Regions from separate parts of the Homo sapiens genome. Here region 2 is linked to region 1. Evidence: read pairs that join two places in POLR2A ChIA-PET (ENCODE). Cell type or tissue: PC-9. All regions are shown on one strand. Links, peaks and the distances in the headings refer to the core of each region. The heading gives the core; the rest is flanking DNA.

Region 1 (11,777 bases), core at 2,066-10,065:
CATGGTTTTTGTTACTTGTCCTTTTTTGCAGTGTTTTAAATAATAATCATCTTTTCACTTATTTTTTTAAAGAAGGTCATTTAAAAAAATCATCCTGCAGTGGAAAATTTGGAAAATATGGAAAAGTATAAAGAAGACAATTATCAACTGTAATACCAGCAGTACCTATTGTTAAGCTCTAGGGCATGTCATTTCCATCGCTCTCTTTTTAAATGCATTAAACAGAAAAGGATCACATGGTTATTTTGTGATCTGATTTTTTCTATCTTAATATATTGTGAGTATATTTCCAAGTACTTATTCTCGTGTGGCATAACATTTGTAGTTACACGAAGTGGCGGTGTTGAGACTGCCTTGGTTCAAATCCTGGCTTCAGTTACTGCTGCAGTGTGACCTGAAGGAAGTTACTCCTCTGGGTTTTAGTTTCCTCATCTTGAAAATAGTTATAACATTCTTACTAACTTCTAGGGTTGCTGTAAGTATTAAGTGAGCTAACACATAGAAATAATTCTTGGCACTTAATAAACATCAGCTGTTATTAACAATATTGTCTGACTGTACTATAATTTACATTATTTTTGTTTTTGCTTGTTCTGCCGTCATTAAGCGTGTTGTAAGACCATACGTGTCACTAAATCTGGGTGCACAACATGATTTTTTTTAAATGTGGATTTTTATTAGTAGGATTGCTCAGCTAGTGGGTACATCATGCTCATTGCTAAGTTGCTCTCTAGAGAGGCTGCATTTATACCTCCCAAGGCTGTACAGGAGACCATTAACTTCATTACATTTTTCCAAAAAACTTTATGCTATTGCCCACATTTTGTGCTGCTCCCTTGCTAAAAGTGAATAACAATATGATCATGTTGTTACCTCTCTCTTGCCAAAACGTTGACTTGATGATAAGGGGATCACTGTGACATCATCATTACCCACAGATGTTTCTTTTTTCTCCCCCCTCCCCCTCTCTTCTCCTTCCTCCCTCCTTTTGTTTCTTGAGACGGGTTCTTGGCTCTGTGCAGGCTGGAGTGCAGTGACACAATCATGGCTCACTGCAGTCTGGACCTCCCAGGCTCAAGTGGTCCTCTCACTTCAGCCTCCTGAGTAGCTGGGACAGCAGGCACGCACCACCACACCCAGCTAATTTTTGTATTTTTTGTAGAGAGGGGTTTTACCACGTTCCTAGGCTGGTCTCGAACTGCATGTTCCCAGGCTGGTCTCGAACTCGTGGGCTCAAGCGATCCACCCACCTCGGCCTCCCAAATTGCTGGGATTACAGACCCGAGCCAGCATGCCTGGCCTCACAGATATTTCTTGATCTACATTTTATTCATTATTTAGGTCCAACTTTAGCATGTGTCATGTATTTATATACAGGTTCTAAATCTTTCCATTTGAAAAATACTCATTTTTCTATCCAAAATGAATTCAATTTTCCTTTTTATTCTAGTCCCAGTCTGTGTATGAGTAAAACCCCAAGGACCCTGTATCCTGATTTTACTATTTTTTGTTAATGGTTTGAAACAGCTTTATTAAGATATAATTCACATACCATACAATTATTTAAAGGGCACACACTTCAATGGTTTTTAGTATACTCACGGATCTGTACAACCATTATCACAGTCATGGGCAATTGGTTCAGGATTTGGGAAGAAAACGTATGGCATTAGGATTAAAAGTACAATGTTTAGAGTCTGGCTGATCTGGGTTTAAATCCCAAATCTACCATGTATTAACTGTGTGACTTTGAGAAGGTTACTTAATCACTATGAGCTTCAGTTTTCTTTTTTTTTCCCGTTTTTATTTTTATTTTTATTTTTATTTTGAGGCAGAGTCTTACTCTGTCACCCAGGCTGGAGTGCAGTGGCGCGATCTCGGCTCACTGCAACCTCTGCCTCCTGGGTTCAAGTGATTCTTTGCCTCAGCCTCCCAAGTAGCTGGGATTACAGGCCACCATGCTTGGCTAATTTTTGTATTTTTAGTAGAGATGGAGTTTCACCATGTTGGCCAGGCTGGTCTCGAACTCCTGACCTCAGGTGATATGCCCGCCTCAGCCTCCCAGAGTGCTGGGATTATAGATGCAAGCCACTGTGCCGGCCTGAGCTTCAGTTTTCTTATCTGTAATATGGGATTACTAGTGGTATCTGGCTCATAGGCTTATTTTAAGGATTAAGCAAGATAATAAATGTATAGAATTTAGCACAGTAACCGGCACATAGTAAATGTTTGATAAATGGAACTCGGTAAATATTATTGCCATAATTTTGTTCTTAAATCAACCAGCAAGTGTTTGATGCTATTATTAGGCAATGTTATTAAATAATGGAAGGTGTTTCTACCAGTGATTCACAGTGTTTTCTGTATCCAGCAAGCTTTTAATACAGCTGCTTGTATTATTCTCCCGTATAAACTTCTAATTACTCTCTGAAAATACAGTTGGTTTCCTGTTGATAGAGAACAATAACAGTAGCTTACACTTAGTGCTTACTGTCTGCCTGGCACTGTTCTAAGTGCCATACCTATATTAACTCCTTTGATCCTCATTTTACAGATTGGGTACGGAGGAGGTTAAACAACTTGGTCAAAGGATTACAACAGTTAAGTGGTGGAGCCAGGATTCTAACCTTGGTATTCAGTCTGGCTACAGAGCCCATGCTCTTTCTTATCTTTATGTTCTTCTCTTTACTTCCTAAAGAATGGTAGATGCATTTCAAACATCCTGACATCTTGGCTGCTGAGGATTCTGTATGGAAAAGCACTATGAGGTCTTTAATGCTTGGTTGGAAGGAGAACTAAAATGAGCAGTTGTGTGTGCTGTGGGCATGGGCCTTAGGGCAGCTGTATATTTGTCATCTGGATCAGACCATACATTGGTGATCCTGCTTCACAACCATAGAATCCAGACCCTCCATGGGGCCATGACCAGCCACAAAGTATCCTCCCTGACCCTCCCTGTGGAATGCTCGTGTGAACTTGCACTACTCCCTCCTTGCATAGTATCAAATCCTGCGGATCCTTGGAAGGCCACCTTAAATTACTTCCCACCTGTGAAGCAGTAAACGTTAGTGCTCTTCGGTTAATCATCATGTGTGGTGGTATGACATTTGCAGTATCATCTGTTACCATTATTTAAATTTGAATATCTTTATGTCTTGGCTCCTCATGTTGATTACATGTTTCTTGCAGGCAGGGAACTATGTCTTAAATGTTTTAAAATTTGCTTTAATGGCCCCTGGAAATATTACCAAGGGTTGTGTGTGTGTGTGTGTGTGTGTGTGTGTGTTTCTTTCAGTCTCACTTGTCTGTCGATAATAGAATATCTCTGAAATTCAAACATACCTAGCCTCACAAACTTAGTCCCAAAGGTACATGCTGTGTTTTTGCAAGAAGGTGGGCAGTCCCTAGTTGGCTGTTGGATTATGTGCATTGTGTTGGGGTAGTAGTTGCTGCTAATTGCCTGTCTGCAGCTCCTCAGAACCTGTTGTTGCTTCCTTTTGAAACCTTCCTTGATTGCCCTAGTTGCTGCTCATCCTGCATCCAGGCCCCTCCCTTAGGCATGTGACTCACGGATTTAAAAGACAGTGCTGTACGGTAATTAACTACCTGCCTCTCATCACACAGAGATGAGAACTTAAATGTAGGCTTCCCATCTAAAACTTTCTTCCCTGTGTGTTTATCCACCCACGGACATGGAGCAGCGCTGTCCCACACCTGGCCTTTTGGAGGAAATATTGCTAGACTTATTTCTCCTGTTTGAAATCACTAGTTGGCATATTCGTGTACAAGGGATGGATTTTACATGGGTGCTCTTAATTGAAAATAATTTTATTTTCTGTAACTTCTAGAATTTTGTTAGTTTATTGATGCACACATATTGGGTGGGTGACAGTTGGGTTTTTTATGAAGATAATTTTAAGTTTTTAGTAAATAATTAAGTCAAGTATTACATGACAGTTTAATTGGACTAAATTCTGACATAACCTATACATCCTTAAGGTGACCGGTGGTTATCATTTTCTATGAAATGTAATTAGTTTTTCAGGAAACTTTGTCCACATAAAGGAATTGATTCCACCCTTACTACCTGCTTAGCAATCCTGAAAAATATTGTAAATATAATCTTAGAGTATGCATCATTAGGAAATAAATCTATTTTGAGAAATAAATTTTAACGTACACTATTAATAGGACATTTAGAAATGTAATTTTCTAAATATATTAGAAATAATAGGACATTTAGAAATGACATTCTTTTTTTTTTTTTCCTTGCTTTTTGTTTGTTTGTTTGTTTTAAGACAGGGACTCACTCTGTTTCCTAGGCTGGAGTGCAATGGCGTGATCATTGCTCACTGCAGCCTCAACCTCCTGGGCTCAAGCGATCCTCCCACCTCAGCCTCTGAAAGTGCTAGGATTACAGGGTTAGCCACCAGCACCCAGCCAAGAAATCCCATTCTAATGTATTAGTATGGTTTTATCTATTTTAGCAGTGTAAAATAAAGTCTTTGTGAATTATATATAGTATAATTGAATTGCCAAAATAAACATCCTTGCCCTCAAATTGCTTATGATATTGTTTCTGAAGCACAGACATAATCTTTTGACCTTTTAAGCAAAAAATTAATTTTTCATTTAACTTTTTTTGTTTGTGTGTGTGTGTGTGTGTGTGTGACAGGGTCTTGCCCTGTTGCCCAGGCTAGAGTATAGTGATGCAATGATGGTTTACTGCAGCCTCAACTTCCCAGGCTCAAGTGATCCTCCCACCTCAGCCTCCTGAGTAATTGGGACTGCAGGCACGTGCCACCATACTTGGCTAAATTAACATTTTTTTGTGGAAATATGGTCTTGCTATGTTGCCCACACTGGTCTTGAACTCACGGGCTGAAGTGATCCTCCTGCTTCAGTCACCCAAAGTACTGGGATTACAGGTGTGAGCCATCGTGCCTGGCCTTTCATTCAACTTGTAATTCACAATTTCCAGAAAAAAAGTTTTAAAATTACTGATGGAGGAAAGATCTTTGGGACTTGCTTGTAAATATGTTAATATTTGATCTTAATAAGCTCTGTCATACTAACACTGTTTATTAAACTTTGTGGTAGAATTACTACCCATAACTAAAGAATGAAATGCATATATTTGCAAATTGTTAAAAATTTATAAATCGATAGAAAAGTTGAATGAATAGTGAACACCCTTGTGTCTTTCACTAACTCAGTGGCTCACTTGCTAACGTTTGCCTCATTTGCTTTCTCTGTTTATAAAGACATATATACTTTTTTTATTCCCCTGAGCCATTTGAAAGTAAGCTGCAAACATCTTGACATTTAACTTCTAAACATTTTAGCACGTGTATCCTAAGAGCAAGGTTGTCTTCCTGAAGAGTTACATTATCATACTTAAGAGATATAGTATTAATACAATATTATCTAACATGTGATCCCTATTTAAATTTCATTTATTTTCTTCCCCAGAACAGTTCTTTATAGATGTTTTAATTTTTGATCCAGAAACCAAGGGAAAAAATATATCTATATCTATAGAGAGCTAAATAGATCTATATTTGATCCAGAAACCAATCAAGGAAACACACACACACACACACACACACACACACCCGCTTTTGGCTGTCATATTTCTTTAGTTTCCTTTACTTTAGGATAAGCCACTACCCCACCTCCATCTACCACCCGGCAGTGGTCTTTTATGAAATCTCATCATATTTTTCCTTTTCTTATATAAGCAGTCCCACAATTTGCTGGTTATATTTCATGCCTAGATTAAAATAAGAATATTTTGGAATGAATATACTATATAGATGGCATTAATTTTCCATTATATTACATTAGGAGAAGTAATTTTTTTTACATGTTTTTTTTCCGCTGTATAATAGTTTAGTATTTGTTTTAATATACTTCTGTTAAAGATTTGTGATACTGTGTCTTTAAATTTCAAAATAGAATTTTGTAATTTACTCTTAATTTTCTTAGTATGTTGTATTCCAAAATTATAGAAAGTGCTATAATAGACATTTATGTACATTACATAAAGTAATAGACATTTATGTAATGTGGGCATAGATTTAAATTTTTTTTAAATTGTTAAAATATTAACATTTAACCATGTCTGCTTTAGATAGGTTTAATCTTACAAGGATCTATCTACTTATCTTTCTATCTATTTATAATGTATATATCCATTTTAAATAATAATAACAATACATGAATAAATCTGGTCCAAACTTCTATCTTGAGAAATGTAACAGCAATTTTGAACTCCTTCATCCCTCAAGACAATTATTCCTCCCTTCCCAGAGGTAACCATCCTCCTAAATTTGATGTCATTCCCTTAGTTTTTTCTTAAGTTTTACCACATTTGTGTTGTCCCTTTAACATACTTTTTTTTTTAAGCTTTTCCTGTTTTTGAGCTTTATACATATGGAATTATTCTGTATATATTCTTCTTGGGCTTGATTTTTTTATTTATATTACAATTTTGAGATGTCATTTATGTTGACATTGTTAGCCGAAGTTCATTAATTTTTCACTATTTGATATAATATTCCAAATTACTGGAATATGGAATATTCTATGAATATACCACAGTCCATTTTACTGCTGCTTGACACCTCGGTTTCACCTAGTTTTTGGTATGGAAAAAATACTGCTTTAAATATTCTTTTGCGTGGCTCATGGTAGCTAAGTACAAAAGGTTCTCTAGGTTATATGCATAGACCTGGATTGTTGAGTCTTGGGTGTATACACCATCAGCTTTACTAGGTATGGCAGAATGTCTTCTTTTACACAGTTGTGGAATAAGCCAGATGAGTTCAAGAGGAGCAAGTTTGTGAGAGGATGGACAAGTGAGTTAGTGAGTTACATTTCATTTGTTTTGAGTTTTAGCCTATTTAGTTAGAAATGTTAAGTAGGCATTTGAGATGTGTTTACTTTTTTAGCTCCACCCATCTTTGTTTTTTCCTAGGTTGACTCATTCAGGTATGTCATCTCTCCCTTCTCCTTAAAGTGGCCTTTAAAGAAAAAAGTTGCAGGCCGGGCACGGTGGTTTACACCTATAATCCCAGCACTTTGGGAGGCCAAAGAGGGCGGATCACAAGATCAGGAGTTCAAGACCAGCTTGGCCAATATGGTGAAACCGCATTTCTACTAAAAATAAAAAAATTAGCCGAGCGTGGTGACACGTGCCTGTAATCCCAGCCACTTGGGAGGCTGAGGCAGGAGAATCACTGGACCTAGGGAGGTGGAGGTTGCAGTGAGCCGAAATCGTGCCACTGCACTCTACCCTGGGTGACAGAGTGAGACTCTGTCTCAAGGAAAAAATTGCAGTATCATGGTACAACAATTACTTGATCGTAATAGAAGATGTGTTCAGTTTTTATATCTTCAGTCTCAGGCCATCCGTCATATGCAGCCTTTTTGTTTTTATAGACCTTGAACCACAGAACTACATTAAGCTAGTTTGCTGTTTTCCAGGGATGACATAAAGGAGAAGTGGGTAGAGGGTGATGCTGTTATTAGCAAGTGTGCATTCCAGGTAGCGGTTCACAAAGGGGAAAAAACGTAAAGGAAAGACGGGTGCAAGCTAAAACAAATAAGCCAGTAAGTAAAAAACCACAACACTCTTTTGTGATTATTTAGATCTGAAACAAATAGCAGCATGTATTAATAGTCCCTGATGATTTCACTGTATTGTAGCATAACTCTGGTATTCATAATGTCAATTCTGAATTTCTTTATGTGTTGAGAGAGTGTAATCATGCTGATTTTAGCAGATCTGGTGAACCCTTAGCAATCTAGAATCACTCTCTGATAATTCCTGAATTAACAGTAGAAATTTAACTGTTTTATGTGGTGAAATTATTCTAGGAAGCTTGTTCCATGGGACATTTACCTATTAGCTAATAAAACAAATGGTCTATTGATAATTTCTCAAAAGCTCTGTATAAAAAAAAAATATATATACAATAATTTCTCTACTGGCCGAATTGGATTTACTTGGAAAAAGAAAGAGGGTGTTATCAAAAAATTTAAATGTCTTGTTAGGTTCGTAAGTTGTAGAACAAGAATGAGAATGTGCAAGTGTTTTTATGCTTCATTGTTGGGAAGGATAAATTGCAAAAGAACATAGAGCTGGGTGATTTTCTGGGGTTCAGTCTGTTGCGGGTGCCACAGATTGGCACTCCCCTCGGAATTGCCACACCTTCACGGAGCCAGAACAGGAGGGATACGGAGGGAAAGGGCCCTTTCCCAACTTCAGACTGAGCACCCAGAAGTTGACCTGGGACTGCTGTTTTGTTTCTAGGAAACTAGAAACCTTGGCAGAATTGAAATTTCGTAGTGATTTTTTCTTCTTTGCTCTCCAAAAAATAAACTTGTATGTACACACATATGTATATACACTCACACCTACATAAAAGAAAGATAATTTCAAAGAAATAATATATCTCGTATAGTCCTTGAACAGTTATTTTACTATTCAAAGTAGGTTCTTCAAAATTTTTAATTTGAAATAACTAGGTTTACAGGAAATTGCAAAAAATAGTAAGGAGAGGTCCCTTGTGCCTTTCACCTTTCCCTTAATGGTAACTTCTTACTACCCACAGCACAGCATTAAACTAGAAATTGACATTGGTACATTTTATGTGTTTAGTGCTGTGCTGTTTAAACATATATGTAGTTGATTTGTGAACCACTGTGGCATCAAGACACAAATGCTGCCACCACCAAGCTCTCCCTTGTGCTGCACACACCTGCCCCATGGCAGCCAGTAATCTGCTTTTCATCTCTATGATGTTGACATTTCGAGGATATTAATAAATGGAATCACATAGTATGTGACCTTTTAAAATTAGCTTATTTTCACTTGGCGCAATTCCTTGAGATCTATCCAAGTTGTGTGAATCAACAGTTCTTTCCTTTTTATTGCTGAATAGGATTCCATGGTTTGTTTAACCATTCACCTTTTGAAAGATAATCTCTTTCCCTAGTTTTTGGCTTTTAACAGTAAAGCAGCTGTGAACATTCATGTTCAGTTTTTTGTGTGGACATAAATTTTTATTTCTTTGGGAGAGGTGCTGTTAAAGAAAAAAAAATTATTCAGTGACACTTGTTAAAGCATGGGAAGGAAGACATTATTCAGGATCATCCCTGTAAGTGTAGGGACCACTACAATAGTGTCTTACAGTGGGTGGGGAGAGAGCGTGGCCTCAGTGCTGGATGTAGCATGGGGAAGTGGGAATTTGTAGCCAAGGAGCTGGTTGAGGGCCAGTGGATGGAAAATTCTCAAGAGGAAATGTCAGGTGTAAGGGGTTTCTGCCTAAACTGACCGTAACAGGATTCTTTCTTGCTGAAGACAGGCCAAGGTGATCAGACATCAGCTGGAGGGTGGCAGAAGAAGAAGAGGGTAATCAGACACCTTGACGGGAGGTTTGCTAATCTGGCTTAGCAGGGTTCTTTGCTAAAACAGGAATTTACAAGGAAGTACACAGATAGGCCTGGGAGAAAAGTTCAGGAGCCTGGCTCATTTGGTCAAGCAAAGAATCTTTGCCAGAGCCCAGGGGTGTGCAGTTGGTGGCTTACCTGTAAGTAGCTGTGCCATTTTACATGCTCACTGGCAGTGTATGAGAGATCCAGTTTCTTCACATTCGTGTCCACATTTGGTGTTGTCACTATTTTTTTATTTTAGCTGTGCCAGTAGGTGTGCAGCATAGTTTGGTTTGCGTTTCCCTGATGTCTAGTAATGTTGACCATATCTTTTCATGCGCGTATTTGCCGTCTATATATCCTCTTCAATAAAATGTCTTTATATTTCTTGCCCATTTTCTAGTTGAAATTTTTTTCAATTGTTGAGCTTTGAGATTTCTTTATATATCCTAGATGAGGCTTTTATCACATATATTGTTAGCAAATATATTTTCCTAGCCTGTACCTCATTTTTTTGCCTTCTTAAACAGGTCTTTTGTAGAGCAAACATTTTTAATTTTGTTGAAGTTCAGTTTATCGTGTTTTTTTTTCTTTCATGGATTGTATTTTTGGTGTCATTCCCCATTCCCCATTCCCCACTCTCCAGCCCCAGACGGCCACGAATCTACTCTCGGTCTCTGTGAAATTGCCTATTCTGAATATTTCCTATAAGTGGAATCATATGTCTGGCTTCTTTCACTTAGCATATATTCAGGCCTCATCCCTGTTGTATCATGAACCAGTTCTTTTTATGGCTTCGTTTATTTTTAAGGTTGAATAATGTTCCACTGCATGGATAAGACCACATTTTGTTTAGCCATTTGTCAGCTGATCGGCAATTAAGGTTGTTTTCACTTCTTCGTCTGCATCAGTACAGCTGCATGTGTACCCTTCAGCCCTGCACCTTCCTTATACACGATGCACAGATGTACGCATGCGAGTACTTGTGTGTACGGTTTTGTTTTCTTTTTTAAATAATGGAGGATTAACTTATTTTATAGTTTTTTTCTTCGATATTTGGGATGTCTTTTTATGTCTATATAAAAAGATATATCTCATTATTTTAAATGACTATGTAGTGTTTAATGTGACTGCTTAATTGATCCTATTCTAATAAACATTTAGATGACATTGGGTAACTTCTTGTTTTTCTTTTTTATATAACAGTGGCACCAGGCACAGTGGTTTATGCCTATAATCCCAGCACTCTGGGAAGCCAAGGCAGAAGGATCACTTGAGCCCAGGAATTTGAGACCTGCCTGGGCAACATAGAGAGACCTTATTTCTACAAACGAACAAACAAACAAAAAATTATCCAGGCTTGTTGGCACTTGCCTGTAGTCCCAGCTACTTTGGAGGCTGAGGTGGGAGGATCACTTGAGCCCAGTAGGTGGAGGCTACAGGGAATTAGGATTACACCACTGCACTCCAGCTTGGGTGACAGAGCAAGACCCTGTCTCAAATAAAAAAATAGTGACACTAATCATCCTTGTACAAGTGTCTTTTTTGGTGCATAGCTCATTTTACCTACTTTTGGATTTTTCTCTTCAATGCCATTTGTCATTAACTTATTTAGAAGTGTATTGATTACCTCCTATAGGCCAGGCACTGTACTGTGTATCAGACACTAGGGACACAAGCACTAGTAAAATGCTATGGCTATACTCAAGTTTTTTGTAAAGATGATATACCTATAAGTAGGTAATCATGGTTCACTGTGATAAGTGCACAATGTGTTATTACTAGAATCCTGTGGAACGAACTGTAGCAGAAGGTAAGGCAGGTTACGTTAAATAGATTGAAAACAGATTATAGCAGTCTGTGAATGCCCTTCTAATGAATTTGGACTTCATTTTGTACATAATTAGAAATCATTGAAAAAGGCCGGGCGCGGTGGCTCATACCTGTAATCCCAGCACTCTGGGAGGCCTAGGCGGTTGGATCACGAGGTCAGGAATTCGAGATGAGCCTGGCCAAGATGGTGAAACCCTGTCTCTACTAAAAATACAAAAGTTAGCTGAGTGTGATGGCACATGCCTGTAGTCCCAGCTACTTGGGAGGCTGAGGCAGGAGAATTGCTTGAACCCGGGAGGCAGAGGTTGTGGTGAGCTGAGTTCGTGCCATTGCACTCCAGCCTGGGCGACAAGAGCGAAACTCCGTCTAAAAAAAAAAAAAAAAAGAAATCATTGAAAAAATGTAGGCACACTTAAATTTTTTAACTTTAGTAAATTTTTGTGCTGTGACTGTTTTAGAACACTTTATCACCTCCCACAATCACTGCCTTCTACCTCCTCATCTAG
Region 2 (11,777 bases), core at 1-8,000, 100 kb before region 1:
ATCGTGGGATCCCATTAGGAAGCCAAGAAGTTGCTGGTAACAGAGAAAGCAACTCCATTTTTATCCTAAAAGGGAATTGGTTTGCCACCAATAAACTTGGGGATAAATGAACTTGATGCAAGAGATGATTGTGTGCCTGTTCCACACAGCTTGAAGTGGTGGTGGAACTTCTGCAAAGCAAGTGGTTGCTTCACAGCCTGACCTTACCACTCACCAGAATGTGGCCTTAACCCTCAATGCCCCTTTGGTAAATGACAGTAATAAGCAGTACCTCCTCCCAGGTTTAATGGGAGGATTAAGCCTCACAGTTTATGTAAGAAAGCACAGAACCTGGCACCCAGCTGGAGAGTGACAACCCCTTCTCTGACACCCCTGGGTCTTTCTTCAGAGTGACCAAGGCCTGCATCCTGAGATCTCCTGCCCTGTTCCCTGGTAGGATGCTCGGGCAGTGGCTGGAGCCTGGTGGGGTAGTCAAGCCCGCTCCCTCTCTCCTTTCTGTCCTGAGCTTAGGCTCTTTCCCCCAGGAAGTAATGCATGCCTTGAGACAGACATGGCACACCACCTGCTTCGTCTGTGCGGCCTGCAAGAAGCCTTTTGGGAACAGCCTCTTCCACATGGAAGACGGGGAGCCCTACTGCGAGAAAGGTAGGAACACTTCGATGGCATGTGGGGAGGCCCCACAGCCTGGGAGAAAGGGGCAGGCACAGGGAACTAACTCCTGCCTAATCCATTCACATCCGACCACCCAGAGGCCTTTATTTCTGGAAGAAACCTTTGTTTTTGCTTTTAATGGCAGAATCATGCTAATATCACACAAAGGAAGTTAACTATCTCCCCTGCCCATATGGTTGCAGCTTTGGGGAGAGTGAGGTGCAGAGTCTATAGCTTATTTTATGCATCAAATATGTGGATCTGGTTAGGTGAGGTGGCTCACACCTTAATCCCAGCACTTTGGGAGGCCGAGACAGAAGAATTGCTTGAGCCCAGGAGTTTGACACCAGCAACATAGCAAGACCCAGTCTCTACAAAAAATATAAACATTAGCCAGGTGTGGTGGCGCGTGCCTGTAGTCTCAGCTACGCAGGAGGCTGAAGTGGGAGGGTCGCTTGAGTCCAGGAGTTCGAGGCTGCAGTAACCTGTGATAGCACCACTGTATTCAGCCTAGGCAACAGAGTAAGATCCTGTATCTCAAAAAAAAAAAAAAATGTAGATCACAAGTTGGCATCTTATGACCACTGGGAAACCTTTCAGGTTATTTTGATTTGGAGACCACAAGGTCTAGTCTGAAAAGGCCTTGGCTGTGGACTTTGTCCTTCATTCTATTCCTGGTTCCACTTTGGGCTGCTTTGTAAACCTGAGCAAGTTACTAACCTTCTCTGAGCCTTACTTTCCTCGTCTGTAAACACCTGCCTTACAGAGCTGTGGTGAGGATTAAACCAGAGAAGGCGTGTAGAGCATCAAATATGCGAGACCCCTTCCTCTGCCCCTGTGATATTTATCAGACTTTGATGTTCCTGCAGATTCCTGTAATCTCACGGAGTGAATTCAGAGTTTCTCTGTACCCCCAAAATGCTATATGTTATCTTAAAATGCTAAGTAAATTATTGTAAATTCAAGAGACAAAGCACTTCATTAGATAGGTGGAAGTCAGTCACTCATTTATTCAGAGGCTTCCCCCTTCAGAAAGGATTTGAAGCAGGTTCCAGAAAAGGTAACACAGACATGAAGGCTAAGACAGTAGAACCAGAAAATCAGAGGCGGGAAAAGCAGGCATGCTGATTATGAAGAATAACAGAGCTGCAGGGACTAACTGGGTAGCAAATTTGAGGGCAAAAAGAGAAACACAGTAAGTTAGTTTACTTTAAAATCAGAAAGGAGAAAACATTCAGTTCCTCAAGGGAAAAAGCAAAACAAAATAAAACTTCTTTCCCCTGACTGTAAATTAGAAAATAAACGTTTTGGCTGGGCGCGGTGGCTCACGCCTGTAATCCCAGCACTTTGAGAGGCCAAGGCAGGCGAATCACCTGAGGTCAGGAGTTCAAGACCAGCCTGGCCAAAATGGTGAAACCCCATCTCTACAAAAATACGAAAATTAGCCGAGCATGATGGCGGGCGTCTGTAATCCCAGCTACTCGGGAGGCTGAGGTTGAAGAATCGCTTGAACCCGGGAGGCAGAGGTTGCAGTGAGCTGAGATACTGCCGTTGCACTCCAGCCTGGGCAACACAGTAAGACTCCATCTGAAAAAAAAAAGAAAGAAAGAAAAGAAACGTCTTGGGTTCTTGTACTAGTGAATGCCCTTCCCAGCTCTGAAGTTAACTGAATGACCTGAAACAAGTCACTTACTCTGTGCCTCAGTTTCTATATCTGTAAAAGGGAGAAGATAATACCAGACCTTTCCTTTCTCATGAGCATATGATATTGATCGGTAGTTAAAGAAAGAGCTGTTATGCTTATACAACTTGCTGTTATTCTTCTACTAAAAGCATTATAACTTCTATTATTTGAGATAAGCCGCAATTTGTGTCTGAGGCTTTTGAAAGAATGATAGATTTCCATTATCACTGCTGCCCCTCATCATAGCAACTCCCCCGAAAAGATTCTCAAAAATGATGTTTTGAGTAAGAAGATCCAGGAAGAAGACGGTCTAGTGTTAAGAGAAGACAGTGAGGAAGCAGATTTACCTTCAGACCTAGGTAACTGGAGAGACCCAGTTGATCCTCCCACCTCAGCCTGTAGATGGAACTTTAGACATCCGCTACCATGCCTAGCTAATTTTCATCATTTTTTGTAGAGATGAGGTCTTGCTATGTTGCCCAGGCTGGTCTTGAAATCCAGGGCTCAAGCAATCCTCCTGCCTTGGCCTCCTGAAGTGCTGGGATTACAGGCATGAGCCACCGTGCCTATTTTTGATTCTGTTCTATTTTTGATTTTGTAAGGAACCTCATACTGTTTTCCATAACGGCTGCACTGTGTTACAAACCCATTAACAGAGAATAAAGGTTCCAATTTCTCCGCAGCCTTGCAAACACTTGTTATTTTCTGTTTTTTAAAAAATAGTAGCTATCCTAACGGGTATGAGGTGAAACTTCATTTTTACGTCTCGTCATTTTAATCAACAATTTGGAAGAAGACACAGAAGGGAGTCCTGTCAAATCTGCAGATTGAGCCAGAATGATAGGGTCTAGGCTGAAAAATGCTTCAGCTGGCTGCAAAGATAAGCTGACATCTGCATATAAAGAAGAGAGATAGGTGGGTCAGCCCTTCACAGATGAACCTGCACCCGAGCAGTTCCCAAACCTGGCATCATGGTCACCTAGGGAACTTAACAAACTAGAGAGAAAATAGATTGTTTCAGACCTACCTCAGACCCACAGAAGCAGCATTTCGTAGGGTGCCCCACCCTACCCAGGTGTTTCAGTTAGGTGTGGGAATCAGAAGTGTTTCTCAAAGTGTGGTCCCAACACCAGCAGCAACATCACCTGAGAACTTGTTAGAAATGCAGATCTTCAGGCCCCACCCCAGATCTGGTGAATCAGAAACTCTGGAGGGGAGCCTGGCACGCTGTGTTTCAACAAACCCTCCATGTGCTTCTGATGTTTGGGAACCATTGCTCTAGAAAAGTACCAAGCCCCTTTTCAACACAGAGCACCTGCAATTTGATGGACAGAAATCCTTTTACAATAGCAATAAAATCCATTAAATGTGAGGGTAGTAATTCAGCTTGGGACAAGAGAGAGTCAAAGAAAATTAGAAAGACTTAAAGGGAGAAATAAAGGAAGGAATAAATATATGAGGAGCTAGATTATACTCCTTGTGGAAAAGGCCCATGCACAGACTTTGTTCGGTACCAGCAATGTTCTCCTTTTGCAGAAATAACTTTTGCAGAAGTTGTGAAGAAAAATACCAACTTAAACAAAAATGTGTTAGTATCAGACCCATGCTACCAAATTTTAAAACAAAGCGATAATTCTCCAAATCATATGGAATCAAATTTAAAACAGAAAAATGAATCAGTGGGCAAGACAAGGCATTCCAGAGGTAAATTCAAGCCTTTGTTTTGTTTTGTTTTGTTTTTGAGACGGAGTCTCGCTCTGTTGCCCAGGCTGGAGTGCAGTGGCGCGATCTTGGCTCACTGCAAGCTCCGCCTCTGGGGTTCATGCAATTCTCCTGCCTCAGCCTCCCAAGTAGCTGGGACTACAGGCTCCCACCACTGCACCCAGCTAATTTTTTGTATTTTTGGTAGAGACAGGGTTTCACCATGTTAGCCAGGATGGTCTCGATCTCCTGATCTCGTGATCCGCCCACCTTGGCCTCCCAAAGTGCTGGGATTACAGGCGTGAGCCACCGTGCCTGGCCTTTTTTTTTTTTTTTTTTTTTTTTGAGACAGAGTCTTGCTCTGTCACCCAGGCTGGAGTACAGTGGCATGCTATCTTGACTCACTGCAACCTCCGCCTTCTGGGTTCAAGCAATTCTCTGTCTCAGCCTCCCAAGTAGCTGGGATTACAGGCTCCCACCAACACGCCTGGCTAATTTTTATATTATTAGTAGAGATGGGGGATTTCACCATCTTGGCCAGGCTGGTCTTGAACTCCTGACCTCGTGATCTACCTGCCTCGACCTCCCAAAGTGCTGGGATTACAGGCGTGAGCCACCGCACCTGGCCAATTCAAGCCACTTTAATAGCTTAATCTGTGAAAAGCCAGTAAGAGAAGGAATCACTATTTAATTAGGTTGTTTGAACCATTTAATTTAATTTTTATATTTATTTAAATATGGAACACAGCCCAGCTTGGTGGCTCACGCCTGTAATCATAGTACTTTAGGAGGCCAAGGCAGGAGGACCCCTTGAGCCCAGGAGTTCAAGAACAGCTTGGACAATATAGGGAGACCCCATCTCTAAAACAAAAAAAAATTAAAGTAGCCGACCGTGGTGGTGCACACCTGTGGTCCCAGCTGCTCAGGAGCCTGAGGTGGGAGGATGGTTTGAGCCCAGGAAGTTGAGGTTGCAGTGAACTGTGACCACATCATTGCACTCCATCCTGTGTGACAGAGCAAGACTCAATCTAAAAAAAAAAAAAAAAAAAAAAAAAAGGAGATGATGGATGAATGGATAGGATGCATGGATAAATGGAGGAGGGAAGGCCAGGGAAAGCCTTCAGCAAGGCCATCTCATCACTCTTGGTTGGGGTATGTAGGGCATGAAGACTTCCCTGAAGGACAGCCTAGCACAAAGGATTGCAGAGATTCTCTCAGGTACAGAAAGTGGGGATGGTTTTTCAAGCCCAGGGCCTGGTTTGCACAGAGGCATGGAGGTGTAAGAGAAAGTCCAGGGCACCATGAGACCACCTGGGAGTGATGAGAAAGAAGTCGTAAGTGGGTGCAGGGCTTGTCCTCAGGTGGAGACGGGTCAGCCCATACCAGATAGTAGTAAGTTCTTGCAGAGCACAGAGTGAACTGCAACCTGGGCGGTAACTTTCTAAAGGAAGCAGAACGATGTTTTCTTAGCTCTGGCAAGGCAATGCATTTCTGCCTACTAAAGAAATTAAGTGTTCCATCAGAGAAGATTGATGGACTGGGATACATAAGAGCATTTGCATGACAAGCTACAATTAAGCACAAAAGGGGAAGCTATATATTGGAAAACACATGCAAGAGATAAGTGTAACTGATCAAAGCTCAATGCCATGCTGATAAGGAGCTGGAGACAGCGTAAAGCCATAGAAGGAGGATGAACATTGGAGTCCATCAGGACTGGGGCTACTCCTTATGACTTCTGTGATGGAACCTCTCCAGTCAGTTTCCTCCCCTTTAAAATTGGAATACTAGGCTGGGCGCGGTGGCTCATGCCTGTAATCCCAGCACTTTGGGAGGCCGAGGCAGGTGGATCACTTGAGGTCAGGAGTTCAAGACCAGCCTGGCCAAAATGGTGAAACCCCGTCTCTACTGAAAATACAAAAATTAGCCAGGCGTGGTGGCACATGCCTGCAATCCCAGCTACTTGGGAGGCTGAGGTGGGAGAACTGCTTGAACCCTGGGAGGCAGAGGTTGCAGTGAGCTGAGATTGTGCCACTGCACTCCACCTGGGTGACAGAGTGAGAGTCCACCTCAAAAAATAAATAGGCTGGGCGCGGTGGCTCACGCCTGTAATCCCAGAACTTTGGGAGGCAGAGGCAGGTGGATCACAGGGTCAAGAGATCGAGACCATCCTGGCCAACATGGTGAAGCCCCATCTCTACTAAAAATAAAAAAATATAGCTGGGTGTGGTGGCGCGTGCCTGCCCTCCCAGCTACTTGGGAGGCTGAGGCAGGAGAATTGCTTGAACCCAGGAGGCGGAGGTTGCAGTGAGCCGACATCATGCCACTGCACTCCATCCTGGTGACAGAGTGAGACTCCGTCGCAAAAAAAAATAAAAATAAAAAATAAATAAATAAATAAATAAAATAAATAGATAAATAAATAGGGAATATTATCTCTTCACAGAGATGTCATGAGGATTAAACAGGAGGCATAATGGCACTCAAATCATTGTTCCTTTCCCTCTTTGCATCAGTTATGAAGACTTTCAAAATAAGAGCCAACATTTTTGAGTGTTTGTGCCAAATACTTCACTTACATTATCTTATTTAATCCACTCAAAACCCCATGAGTTCGGTACAATAATTATTCCCATTATATAGATGAGAAGGTTGAGGCCTTGAGAAGTTACGCCACTTGCCCCAGGTTTGAACATTTCTTAATAGAGTTGGGATTTGAACCCAGCTCTTCCTTTATTCAGAGTCCAATTTTGTAACCCCCATGGCACACTGGCACTCAGTAAGACGTGGTCTAAGACAATGAATGGACATACTATCCACAAGAAGAACAGGAAATCACTTAAGAAAAAGCCAACTGTGGAAGAGTTATGGAGGAATGCGTACACTTCTCAGGAGGGATGAAGGCTTTGTAAACGGGATGGAGCTTTTCTAGAATAATCTAGAGATGTTCTACAGTCAGTGTGGTAGAACTGTAGCCCCTTTGGGCCTAGAGAGGACAGCTGCCCTGGTGAAGGAGCACAGAACCTGACCCACTGTGCTTCAGCTGTGGGATGCTGGCTGGGCCCTTCACCTCTTTGAGTCTCAATTTTCTCATCCACAAAACAAAACAAAAAGATAATAATAGTTCAATTTCTGAGGGATTTTGTGATGATCAGTTTCATTCATTGATGAACTGATTGATTGGTTAATGCATTCATTCCCTATATATGTTTTGGATATTGACTGTGTGTCAGGCATTGTGCTGGGAGTGCAAAGAAAGCTAAGATGTAGTCCCTGACATTGACATACTTGTAAATAACACCATCCATGTGAAAATGCTTGGTAAATTGCAAAGCATCATATCAATAATATTTAATAGCATTATCTCCTTGGTTGGGGGTAGGGAAGGAGGAGGAGGACATGCCCCAATAAAGTAGTTCAAATACTGTTTATAGTAGTAAAAACTTGTTGTCAACACAAATGCCCCATGACAGAAGAATGGCCAAGCAAAGAAAATTCTATAACTCTTAAATACGTTGGACCCACATTCTTCCAAACTAAGCATAGATGTTTGGAAATGTGGATTGTTTTCTCTTTGGGGCTTGATCCGTTTGGTCTATTAGAGGTGACAGAAGCAGAGGAGACAATCTCCCTGCAGAAGGTTGATGACAATTCCAGAAAGTGTTTGCAAATCAAACCAGCACAAGATGGTGTCTAAGCCTGGGTCTGAACAACATCAATGCAATGATTGGAAAATGGAAAACTATCAGTCATGTAACTGAGTATTTCATCTGTGAGATGACAAACAACCAATTAGATTTCACCCCCTGCTTCTGCCCACTGATTTGGGGTTTGTCTTGGCTTTGGGTCCCCGCTGCCCCCACTGGGTGCGGGGTCTTCACTCTGCTTTTCATTTCAGACTACATCAATCTGTTCAGCACCAAGTGCCATGGCTGCGATTTCCCCGTGGAGGCTGGCGACAAGTTTATCGAAGCCCTGGGCCACACTTGGCACGACACCTGCTTCATTTGCGCAGTATGTCTCTAGCTTGGGGCTCTGGCTTTCTGAGAAGAGGCAGGAGGGAGGAAGTGGGAGCCAGATGACCAACCTCTACATACCTTGCCACGCTAGCTTTCTGACATCCTGATCATTTTTAAAAGCTGGCAAACACCATGATGCCTCGATACATCACAGTCGAACAAAGTTTCATTCCTAATAATTATTTATAAACCAATGTGGCTTTGTTACTTTCCATTTCGTTAAGGACAACAGAGTGTCCCAGGGTTTGGCAAACCAGCGGCTTGTCTCACCAGCAGTGTTGTCAGCGGGCAAAAGCAGCAGATGATGCTTGGCTTTGAGAGGGGCAGTTGGCTTCCCATGGTTATATGTCACTTCAGATATGATGGAGTGACTTGAAGGTTTTCCCCTCCAAATTGTTACCCCAAACACTAGATTGGAGCTGACTAATCCTATGAAAAGCTGAGATAGGGTTTCTCTTGGTAGCACCTTTGGAAAGCAAGACTGAGTACCATTTTATTTTCCTAAGTGGTCCTTTCCTGATATATAGCTGCCAGGAGATAAGCCCTGGATTAACTATTAACTGTGTGCTACTTATTTCTGCTGAACAGCCGGGTCACTTTTAGTATGAGACTGGCATTTTCCTTCTGAGGGTTTTGGGTTGGGGTGGGCACATGATGGTGAGCCTACAGACATTTAGACTCTGAAGGAGAGGTAGGAAACAGTCATCCCTGAGAAAGCCCCCTAATGTCAATCTGTCATTGCCTAATCTCGATTTGAGAATTTTTTTTTTTTTTTTTTTGAGATAGAGTTTCTGCTCTTGTTGCCCAGGCTGGAGTACAGTGGCATGATCTCGGTTCATTGCAACCTCTGCCTCCTGGGTTCAAGCGATTCTTCTGCTTTAGCCTCCTGAGTAGCTGGGACTACAGGCACATGCCACCATGCCTGGCTAATTTTGTGTATTTTTAGTAGAGAGGGGATTTCACCATGTTGGCCAGACTGGTCTCAAACTCCTGACCTCAGGTGATTCACCCACCTTGGCCTCCCCAAGTTGTGGGAATACAGGCGTGAGCCACCACGCCTGGCTGATTTGGGAAAATTAAGACACCTCTACTATTTTTTTTTTAACCAGAGTGTCTCAAGGTAAATTTTGGAAATGTATGAAATATCTGTACAGTTTTTACTTGAATAATTTTTATAGACTTCTGACATAGGATGACCCTAGTCATAAAGTTTACGGCCATATACTTTTGGTTCCACACTTCGCTTCCATACCCCGCCATCTGTGGGACACACTGTATTCACTCTGTGTGTCGGTTTGCTAGGGCTGTCTTGACAAATTACTGCAAACTGATGGCTCAAACAACAGAAATGAATGCTTTCACAGTTCAGGAGGCCAGAAGTCCTAAATCAAGGTGCTGACAGGAGGCCATAGTCTCTCTCCGAGCTACTAGCGGTTGCTAGCAATCCTTGGCATTTCTTGGCTTGCAGCTGTGTAACTCCAATCCCTGCCTCCATTGTCACAAGCCTGTCTCCCCTCTGTGTGTGTCTTCACATGACATTCTCCTCTGAGTGTGTCTGTCTCTGTGTGGGTCTCCTTTTTTTTTTTATTTTTTTTTTGAGATGGAGTTTCCCTCTTGTTGCCCAGGCTGGGGTGCAATGGCGTGATCACAGCTCACGGCAAACTCTGCCTTCTTGCACGTGAATTTTGTGGAATACAATTCAACCCCTTAACACTCTGATTTTCTAGCTCTTTGAACAGATTCTCTAGTTGTCTTTTAGGGTGTTTTAAATACATCCCCTCCAAAAAGAGACAATGGTGTAAGTATACTGGCTTTGGGTTTGTCCCCTGCAGAGTCATAGCTCCCCTGTGTCAGGCACAGCACAGGGGTCTCTGAACCTTACATTCAAGCCATGGCTTGTCTAGTCCTGAGGCACTGCCTGCACATCTGGTTACCCAACTTCTGGAAGGATCCAAGAGACTTGGGGAAGGTCCAGGAAGACAGTGGCACAGAAGGCCTGTTTTCCATGGGCAGGCTGATGAGAGGTCTGTGTCACATGCAGAGGGAATCGTGGCAAAGGTGAGTGTGGGTCTGCTTCTGCAAGCCTCGCAATTTCAGCTGAGTCACAACAGCAAAAGTCCAAGAGAGAGACCAGAAGAAGGCGTAAAGCTTGGGGTGGCTAAGGCTGATATTACAAATAAGTTCCAGAGAGTGAAGTCCAGCCTGTGAGAGGCCCATAGCACTGCCCTTTAGAGGATCAACATGGAGATCGTTAGGTCTCCCTCCAAACCAGCCTGCATGATACTCACTGCTCTGTCAACATATAGCAAAGTGGAACATGGTTCTTTTGTTTTTTTTTTTTTTTGAGACAAAGTCTTGCTCTGTCGCCAGGCTGGAGTGCAGTGGTGCGATCTTGGCTCACTGCAACCTCCACCTCCCAGGTTCAAGCAATTCTCTGCCTCAGGCTCCTGAGTAGCTGGGATTATAGGCGCCTGCCACCACACCTGGCTAATTTTTGTATTTTTAGTAGAGACGGGGTTTCACCATCTTGGCCAGGCTGGTCTTGAACTCCTGACCTCATGAGCCACCCACCTCGGCCTCCCAAAGTGCTGGGATTACAGGTGTGAGCCACCACACCCAGCCGGAACATGGTCTTAACATTAGGAAGAAATCTTTTGATTGGAAAACTTTGAGGGACTTGAGGGATTTTTTTTTTTTTGGTCCTCTTTCTATCACTTCATATTTCCAAATCACTTTTGATGAGCATGTATTTTCCTGTAACTTCCAAAAAATTAGTAAGAGAAAGATCTGGGGTAGCTCTCCCAGCTGATGTGCTGTTTTCTAACCAGTGAGATCTCAGGATAGCACATTCTTTAGACTAACTCAGTTTACCAAATATTCCTGGCATTTGGGCAGTACAAGAGTGTTCCAGAACAAGTCTCTACCCTGACGGAATCTAGAATCTTGAAAGGTGAACAAAGCAACAGATGTGAGCAATTCAAAAGTAGAACAGGACAGTATCCCTCAAGTCCAAAGCATATAAAGTGAAGGCTGGGAGCCTGAGAAGTGCACTGTGGGTCAGGGTGAAAGTTAAGCTTCTGTCTGGCGTCGACACTTGAGTTCCAATGGAAAGGGTCCGACCTTAGTGGAGGAAAAATGTCTTACCCATCCCTCTTTTGCTCTAAGTCTTGCCCTTCCCCACTGGTGTGGGTATCAGGAGGGGATGGGCAGTAATATAACTTTTGTAGGCAGACCTAGGGGCTGCTGCAGCTGGCCTAGTTTATTACCCTAACTCTGCTGGGACTTGCAGTCAGCACTGTCCATGGTCGCTACCCTTTTATAGCCAGGCCCTGATGTCACCCAGCCACAGAGCCTGGGGGTTGGACCATCCCTGTTGCCCCCTGTGCTGGGTGGGCAGAAGGCCTCCTCCACTATGAAGCCACCTTGCACCAAGAAGACACTGGGCACAACTCCTTATGAGGGTTCCCACCCTCAGCCCCATCTCACCTATGAGCCATCTTTGAGGTTCTGTCCCTTTCTCATTTGTTGGTCTTCAGTCCCTGGACACCTTCTCTCCCCAGCCTGACTCATCCCAAAGTTCTCACAAGCAACCAGCATTGTCCCAGTCCAGGTATGGTCTCCCACCCACAGCTGCAGTCATTGACAGGCTGACTCATTCCAGAGATGCCTTTCTGTCTTCCCTAAAGCCCATTCTCACCAGTTAGATCTTGGATGTCCATCTT

What was found. Peaks named below come from ENCODE experiments on the same cell type or tissue, not always from the same donor. Only the 100,000 strongest peaks of a DNase experiment are listed, where the experiment ranks them.
Region 2: POLR2A ChIA-PET joins it to region 1 with 8 read pairs; 2 of 35 experiments call an interaction of 5 or more read pairs at or near these places.

Annotation. Positions count from the first base shown.
Region 1 is chr10:86,820,827-86,832,603 of GRCh38, forward strand. The region is part of intron 1 of BMPR1A (bone morphogenetic protein receptor type 1A); the gene reads left to right. Among named protein-coding and RNA genes, the nearest start is that of BMPR1A, 70 kb to the left of the region's middle. In PC-9, for the core only: no CTCF peak of the experiment used is centred there; no DNase peak of the experiment used is centred there; H3K27ac peaks cover 569 bases.
Region 2 is chr10:86,718,203-86,729,979 of GRCh38, forward strand. LDB3 (LIM domain binding 3) reads left to right here. Exons shown (of 14, transcript NM_007078.3): 12 at 525-645; 13 at 7,935-8,050. Among named protein-coding and RNA genes, the nearest start is that of BMPR1A, 33 kb to the right of the region's middle. In PC-9, for the core only: no CTCF peak of the experiment used is centred there; no DNase peak of the experiment used is centred there.